Regions from separate parts of the Homo sapiens genome. Here region 2 is linked to region 1. The links are chromatin contacts, found by Hi-C or POLR2A ChIA-PET in ENCODE. All regions are on one chromosome and are shown on one strand. Each heading gives the region's core, a stretch centred on a gene start or an enhancer-like site at or near the end of the contact. The rest is flanking DNA. Distances are from core to core; before and after follow the strand shown. Region 1 has its middle 34 kb from the start of DAPK1. Region 2 overlaps DAPK1 (death associated protein kinase 1).

Region 1 (3,580 bases), core at 679-3,178:
TAAGCATTGAATAAACAATGATATTTACACTAGCTTTTTTTTTTTTTTTTTTTTTTGAGACAGAGTCTTTGTTTCACCCAGGCTGGAGTGCAGTGGCTCGATCTCGGATCACTGCAACCTCCGCCTCCTGGGTTCAAGCCATTCTCGTGCCTAACACTCATGAGTAGCTGGGATTACAGGTGCCCGCCACCACGCCCAGCTAATTTTTTGTTTATTTAGTAGAGACAGGGTTTCACCATGTTGGCCAGCCTGGTCTCAAACTCCTGACCTCAAGTGATCTGCCCGCCTCGGCCTCCCAAAGTGCTGGAATTACAGGCATGAGCACCAAGCCTGGCCTCTTAGCTTTGTTTTCATTAAAAAAAAAAAAAAAAAAAAAAGGCCAGGCTTGGTGGCTCATGCCTGTAATCCCAGCACTTTGAGAGGCTGAGGCAGGCGGATCATGAGGTCTGGAGTTCGAGACCAACCTGGCCAACATGGTGAAACCCCATCTCTACTAAAAATACAAAAAATGAGCCAGGCATGGTGGCACACACCTGTAGTCCCAGCTACTCAGGAGGCTGAGGCAGGAGTATCGCTTGAACCTGGAGGCGGAGGTTACGGTGAGCCCAGATCACACTACTGCACTTCAGCTTGGCAACAGAGCGAGACTCCGTCTCAAAAAAAAAAAAAAAATGGAACCAACCTCAATGTCCACCAATAGGGAAGAGTTATAGAAATTATAATTTAACTACATGATGGAATGTTCTCAAACCATTGAACATGAAAATGATGACTTCATCTGTATTTCTTGACATTAAACGATCTCATATTGACATGGAAAGATATCCATATAACATGTGGCAAACAAGAAAAAAAAGCAGATGGAGACTAGGAAGACTTCTGAAAATACCCTAGGATAAATGAATGTGTGTGGATCTCCACAGAAACACGTTTAGATGCTGCCACACCAAAATATGAACTGTGGTTACTGCTGAAAGATATACTTATGAGTGATTTTTATTTTATAAATGCTGTGTTATGTGAATATTTATATTCAGCAGGTTGAAATCAGGTTAGCAAGAGAAATATTTCCATTTCCATTACACACAGGATAATTTTCTTACAAAAAAATTTAAGACATAAGTTCCCAGACATGTAAAGCTATGAAGACTGAAGCAGACCTTGAAAATCTTAGTCCTAAAAGGAAGTGGTGGTGATTGGGTTGGGGAAAGTTTGTGGAAATCCCTGGTACGAATCTGTTACTGAACACGTAGTTATTGACTACGAACCTGGACTTAACCCTCTCATTTTACAAGAAAGGAAGGCCAGGCCAGGCGTGGTGGCTCACACATTCCCAGCACTTTGGGAGGCCAAGGTGGGTGGATCACGAGGTCAGGAATTCAAGACCAGCCTGGCCAAGATGGTGACACCCCGTCTCTACTAAAAATATTAAAATTAGCCTGGCATGGTGGCAGGTGCCTGTAATCCCAGCTACTCGGGAGGCTGAGGCAGGAGAATCGCTTGAACCCAGAGGACGGAGGTTGCAGCGAGCTGAGATCGCGCCACTGCAGTCCAGCCTAGGTGACAGAGTGAGACTCCATCTCAAAAAAAAGAAAAAAAGAAAGAAAGAAAGGCCAGACTCTCAAGGGTGAAGGTGCTTGCTCTAGGTCACAGGAGTGAAGGGAGGAACTGGCATTTCCTGACTCCGAGTCTCTGGTTTTCTCACCCAAACATGCCACCCCCATTGTGCAAACTGGCTTTTCCCTCCAGCAATTTCGAGTGGCTGTCTATTTTGTATAGCGAAAGGAGGTTTTTGTAGTGGATGACAAATCTTGAGCTAAAAAAGAAACATAGTATGACTCAAACAGTGAGCTGAGTTTACATAGAAATTATAGGCCTGTGCTGCTGTTTGGTAAGATTTTGGAACTAATTACTAGGTATTCCCAAAACAACACTTCTCTGGGCATCACGTGCATTTCTGAAAATTTCCTGAGGGTGATTGCTGGCCAAGAGCATTTCCTGCATGAAAATCCGAACAGTTTCTTTTTTATTGTTACACTCTGATGCAAGATTTCTAAGAATCTTTCTGTGAATCAAAGACTTCACTAGAAATAATGCTGTGTGGAGTCCCTTTACTACCTAGGGACCTATTCAGCTAAACAAGCATTTCTGTTGCAATGTAAATCAACTTTCTGGAATCAAAGAGATTCCAGTTTAAATTTGTCTATAACACACATGAGTGTGAGTAGAGTGGTTGAATGGGGAAAGCCCAGTCTTGAACTGACATGTCTTAGAACACTGAAAAATGTCACAAGTTATGTCTGTGTTTCTGCTGGTGTCTCCTGTGAACTCTCACATCTGGCCTCAGCCACATTCTCCAAGGGGGTGCACCCCACACTCTTCCTTTCCGTTTGGTGTTTTCTTTGCTTTCTGATGATACTTGGGGACCTTGTCCTTGCTGCCGGTGCCCATCAGAGGAAGGTCAAAGTCCATTCCCAAGACTCTCTTGGATGCTCCCAATGGTGTCAAGCCTCAATGATAGCTGGTGATGCATTCTCTGGAGACTGGGGAGAAAGCTTGGCTGATACTGGGCCACAATTTGTCACCTGAAGCTGAAGGGAGCTGAGTCTTGAGAAAGAAAAATCTTTTATCTGAGGAATGCAAGTCTCTCAAATTATCAGGCCCAGAAACACATTTAAATTTAACAGCAGTCATCTCACTCCCCTTTGAGCTAAATAATTACCTCTTAGAGCCTGAGGCCAAGTAGTCATAAAATGCCATACACTCTATAGTTGAAAAGTGTATAGCCAATCACTAACCAATGTTATTTCTGTAAACCAATGAGAATTCCTGACAAACAACTTTAGTAATCAGCCCCTTCTCCTGATTTTTTTTTTTCATTAAAAAATGTGAGCCTCCGCCTGTAATCCCAGCACTTTGGAAGGCGGAGGCGGGCGGATCACGAGGTCAGGAGATCGAGACCATCATGGCTAACACGGTGAAACCCCGTCTCTACTAAAAATACAAAAAAAAAAAAAATTAGCCGGTGTGGTGGCGGGTGCCTGTAGTCCCAGCTACTAGGGAGGCTGAGGCAGGAGGATGGCGTGAACCTGGGAGGCGGAGCTTGCAGTGAGCCGAGATAGTGCCACTGCACTCCAGCCTAGGCAACAGAGCGAGACTCCATCTCAAAAACAAAAACAAAAACAAAAACAAAACAAAACAAAACAAAATGTGAGCCTCTCTTTTGTTCTTCGAAGCACTCCCCAAGGCAACTTGGAAGTGTCTTCTCAGCTGCAGTCCTTAACTTTTGCACTTGAATAAACTCTCTTTAAACTAGATTCTGACCTTTTTGACTATTTTAAATTGGCAGTCTGCACCAATGTCTCCACCAGAGCCAGGAAGGTGGAGACCCAGCACCAAAACACCCTCCCAATTCTCTCTTTCCTCCAGGCCAAGATAACCATCCTTATCTTTTATTTAACAATACACAGGCCTGATGCAAATCAGCTCATGCAAATCACACCTTCAAGACCTGCCCCCAGCTCACTGGACGGGTCTAGACCAGTGCGAATGAGCTCAAATAAGGATCTTGGCTACATGC
Region 2 (3,494 bases), core at 56-2,555, 180 kb after region 1:
ATTTTCCTGCTGTTCTCTTCCAACCACCCTTTCTTCCCTACTTTTTGGCCTTTTTTTTTTTTTTGGAGAGAAGAACTATTCTGCCATCTTGTCCTCAGCATAACATATCATAGCTTTTTATTTATCTCTCTCTTTTTTTCAAGCCTGAGAACATAATGCTTTTGGATAGAAATGTCCCCAAACCTCGGATCAAGATCATTGACTTTGGGTTGGCCCATAAAATTGACTTTGGAAATGAATTTAAAAACATATTTGGGACTCCAGAGTTTGTCGGTAAGTTTCTTTGCTCCTGTGGTCATTTACGTCTCATAAACATTATTCTGGCAAACCTCCCCTGCTAGAAGATTCTTTCCCTGCTACATGTTCCTGGTTGTTGCATGAAGATAGAATCGGTTAGTTTGCTTCCTCCCAAGCTAAATGAGTGTTTGTTTCCTCTTAGCTCCTGAGATAGTCAACTATGAACCTCTTGGTCTTGAGGCAGATATGTGGTAAGGAGTATGTCCTTGGTGTTGTTTGCTTTCTGATTTATTTGACTATTCTTCTGACATGTTTTTTTGTTTGTTTTGTGTTGTTTTTAGGAGTATCGGGGTAATAACCTATATCCTGTAAGTATCAGAATTCACAACTCATACTCTCTTCTCTTCTATGAGACCATAGGTTTAATTAACCATTAAATGTGCTGTGTTGATCTCTTCAGCTTATGCATGCTTTTGATGCAAACATATTCATTTTACACCCCCAAAACATGTTTAGTTTATACTAATTAAACATGTTCTCCTAATTTGAAATGAGTCATCAGAAACTGTAGCATAATCACTGAAAGAAAGCATAGCTGTCCATCACTGCCGAGAAAACAGGTTTCCTTTAAACTACCAGACGCTGTTCCAGATTAACTTGTTAAGTGAATCCTTTTGCCTGAAGCTGAAGCATTTGCTCCTGACAGTTAAAGCCCTATGAAATATAATCAAACTGTGACTATTCGAGCACCAGATTATAATCTTATTCCACACTCCAGATGTTATAGGAGCAAAATGACAACACCAAGGGGTCATCATTAATGTTCTATGCCCAACTTTATTTTTAACAGCCTAAGTGGGGCCTCCCCATTTCTTGGAGACACTAAGCAAGAAACGTTAGCAAATGTATCCGCTGTCAACTACGAATTTGAGGATGAATACTTCAGTAATACCAGTGCCCTAGCCAAAGATTTCATAAGAAGACTTCTGGTCAAGGATCCAAAGTGAGTGTCCACGTTCCTGAAAGGTGCTTGGCCACGGCCTCAGCCAGCCCAGAGCCTGTGTCTGTTCCATGCACAGGGCCACGTTCCTCAGACCCTGCTTGCTTCATCTGCCAAAGGGCAGCATGCCATGTGAAACGCTTCAGAAAATGCAAGCAGGGCCCTCTGCCCCCACTCAGTCAGTCCCTGCAGGCACAGTGAAATAATCACAAAAAGACCGATGTTGTTTTTGGCTTTCTTCCCTGAACTGCATTTTCCACAGTATCTGCTTGGCAGGCCCAGCCAGCATGAAAACAACCTTAGTATTTGCTGCTATGGTCACAGCATTTTTTTTCTTCTCCCCCTCCCCTCAAGGAAGAGAATGACAATTCAAGATAGTTTGCAGCATCCCTGGATCAAGGTGAGTTGCATATTACGAAACTGTTTAGATCACTTTCTATGTGATTGGTTTGGGCACCCTGGTATTCATGTATCATAGAGTACTGCTAACCACAGGTCACACCTGGAGTGTTAAGTTTGCTATTTGCATCGTATCTTAAGAAAAGCTGACAGGTTAGACTGTATACTAATGATCCCAGAGGTGGGGAGAGAGGAATAAGCGAGCACAGAGCAGGAACTGAAGAAGGTCAAGCCCACTCGACAACTGTGTTTGGAGTGACCTGTGGGGTGTTGGCCCAAACAGTGTATTTAACATTTTATGTTGATTCCAGCATGTAAATATCAATCAAATCTGGATTTCCAGCTTCTCTTGGGAAATCTGAAGATCTGCTGACACTGAGCCCTCATTCCACGTGGCCTTGGGAAGTGGCACAGGTGCCTTGGTGCTAGGGAACAGGGCGCCCTGGAACATTACACCTTTACATTACCTGCCTGGCCTGGTTGACATTTGGATTAAAGTATCTTCAATCCAGGGCAGAAAGGGCTAAGGGTGGGAAAGTATGATAGTTACAGAATAAAATCATGAAATAAAGAAGTGAACATCACAGAATCAGGCTCTGGGGGCAAATAGCTTTGCTGTGCAAGTTCCCAGCAGTTACCTGGGTTCTCCTAGCCAGCTATGGTGTCTCCTCCTCCCAGAGGTGGAGGACAAAAGCTAAATACATCTACTGAAAAAGATACAATACAAGGAATTCTCCTGCTATAGGCCAAACTAACTTTGCTGACCTCTGAGATCCCTCTCAGCTCTACATTACTTGATGATACCCAAGTTCAAATGCCTCATAACATAGCCTCACCATGAATATTGCCATTCCCAAACTATCAGTGTGGAAAGTTGTGATTTAGTTTGACCCCAAGCTCTACTTCTCCCCAGTGTCCATGGATGATACGAAACCCTGAGATAGAAGAGTGAGCCCGCTAAGACTAGGTGCCTAGGTATTCCATGTTATCCCAACTTCTTATGCTAATTTAATAAGGTGAATGTGTAAGCATCCTGAATAAGGAGATGTTTCAAAAAATTGTCATATAACACATTTTCATAATTTGAGAGCTTTAATTTTTTTTCTTGGATTTTTATTTTAGCCTAAAGATACACAACAGGCACTTAGTAGAAAAGCATCAGCAGTAAACATGGAGAAATTCAAGAAGTTTGCAGCCCGGAAAAAATGGAAAGTAAGATTGTTTGTTGTGGAGGGATTAACAAATTCTGTTTCCTGTGTAGAGTAGTGTGTGGTCAGGGTGCATCTCCTCTGATACTGGTAATATGGAAGATACATCCTTTCCTCTTTTTAATCCACCCTGTAGTGTTCTGCACCATTACTCTATTTTGAAAAACAAGCAAAAACAATATTTTAGTCACTTTAACTGATACCATTAAATGTAATTTTGTGTTGTTTTCATCAAAACTATTCTCAGTGCAAATTTTTATAGCAGCACTGTAAAATTATAGTGAAATTTTTTTCTAATACTACAAGCCACATTTTAAATAAATTCATTCTTTGTGGTAAGCAGCATGAGATTACATTTGTGCTGTACCTTGGGTAAGTGGGTCTCTCAGCCCAGCCTTTATCTGTGAGTGGTTGGAGTGGGGGTGGGGTGGGGCCGTGAGCATTTGCAGGGTGGCCTGTTCTCCTTCCTCAGTGTGGATGGCCTCCACAGGGGCTGGGTAGGACATTGCTCTGAAGGCATTGCAGACCTCCTGGAACAAATCACACTTCAGGGCTAAGAAGGTGATGGGATGGTTTCCTGTGCCCAGGGTCATGTCAAACCTAGAGGAAGTGGGTACCTACCGTGTCTTCCCAGCTCAGGGCCAGAAATG

What was found. Hi-C counts contacts between places; a loop is a spot of excess contacts on that map. ChIA-PET counts read pairs that join two places held with the same protein, here RNA polymerase II (POLR2A).
Region 2: a loop to region 1 is called in a map of OCI-LY7, with 2.7 times the contacts of the local background. The contact joins two enhancer-like sites. A Hi-C loop is called at or near these places in 1 of 168 maps with a recorded cell type or tissue (OCI-LY7). POLR2A ChIA-PET finds 5 or more read pairs at or near these places in 2 of 52 experiments (Panc1 and activated T-cell).

What each region holds. Positions count from the first base shown.
Region 1 is chr9:87,462,468-87,466,047 of GRCh38, forward strand. No RefSeq gene overlaps it. Among named protein-coding and RNA genes, the nearest start is that of DAPK1, 34 kb to the right of the region's middle. RefSeq lists enhancers at 2,339-2,578, 3,420-3,469. Within about 2 kb of position 1,929, at least 4 of the 41 ENCODE cell types and tissues checked have a DNase peak (open chromatin) inside an H3K27ac peak, as active enhancers do.
Region 2 is chr9:87,639,211-87,642,704 of GRCh38, forward strand. It overlaps DAPK1 (death associated protein kinase 1), which reads left to right. Exons shown (of 26, transcript NM_004938.4): 5 at 144-273; 6 at 440-488; 7 at 579-605; 8 at 1,088-1,240; 9 at 1,592-1,637; 10 at 2,759-2,848. Among named protein-coding and RNA genes, the nearest start is that of CTSL, 85 kb to the right of the region's middle. Within about 2 kb of position 1,306, at least 6 of the 41 ENCODE cell types and tissues checked have a DNase peak (open chromatin) inside an H3K27ac peak, as active enhancers do.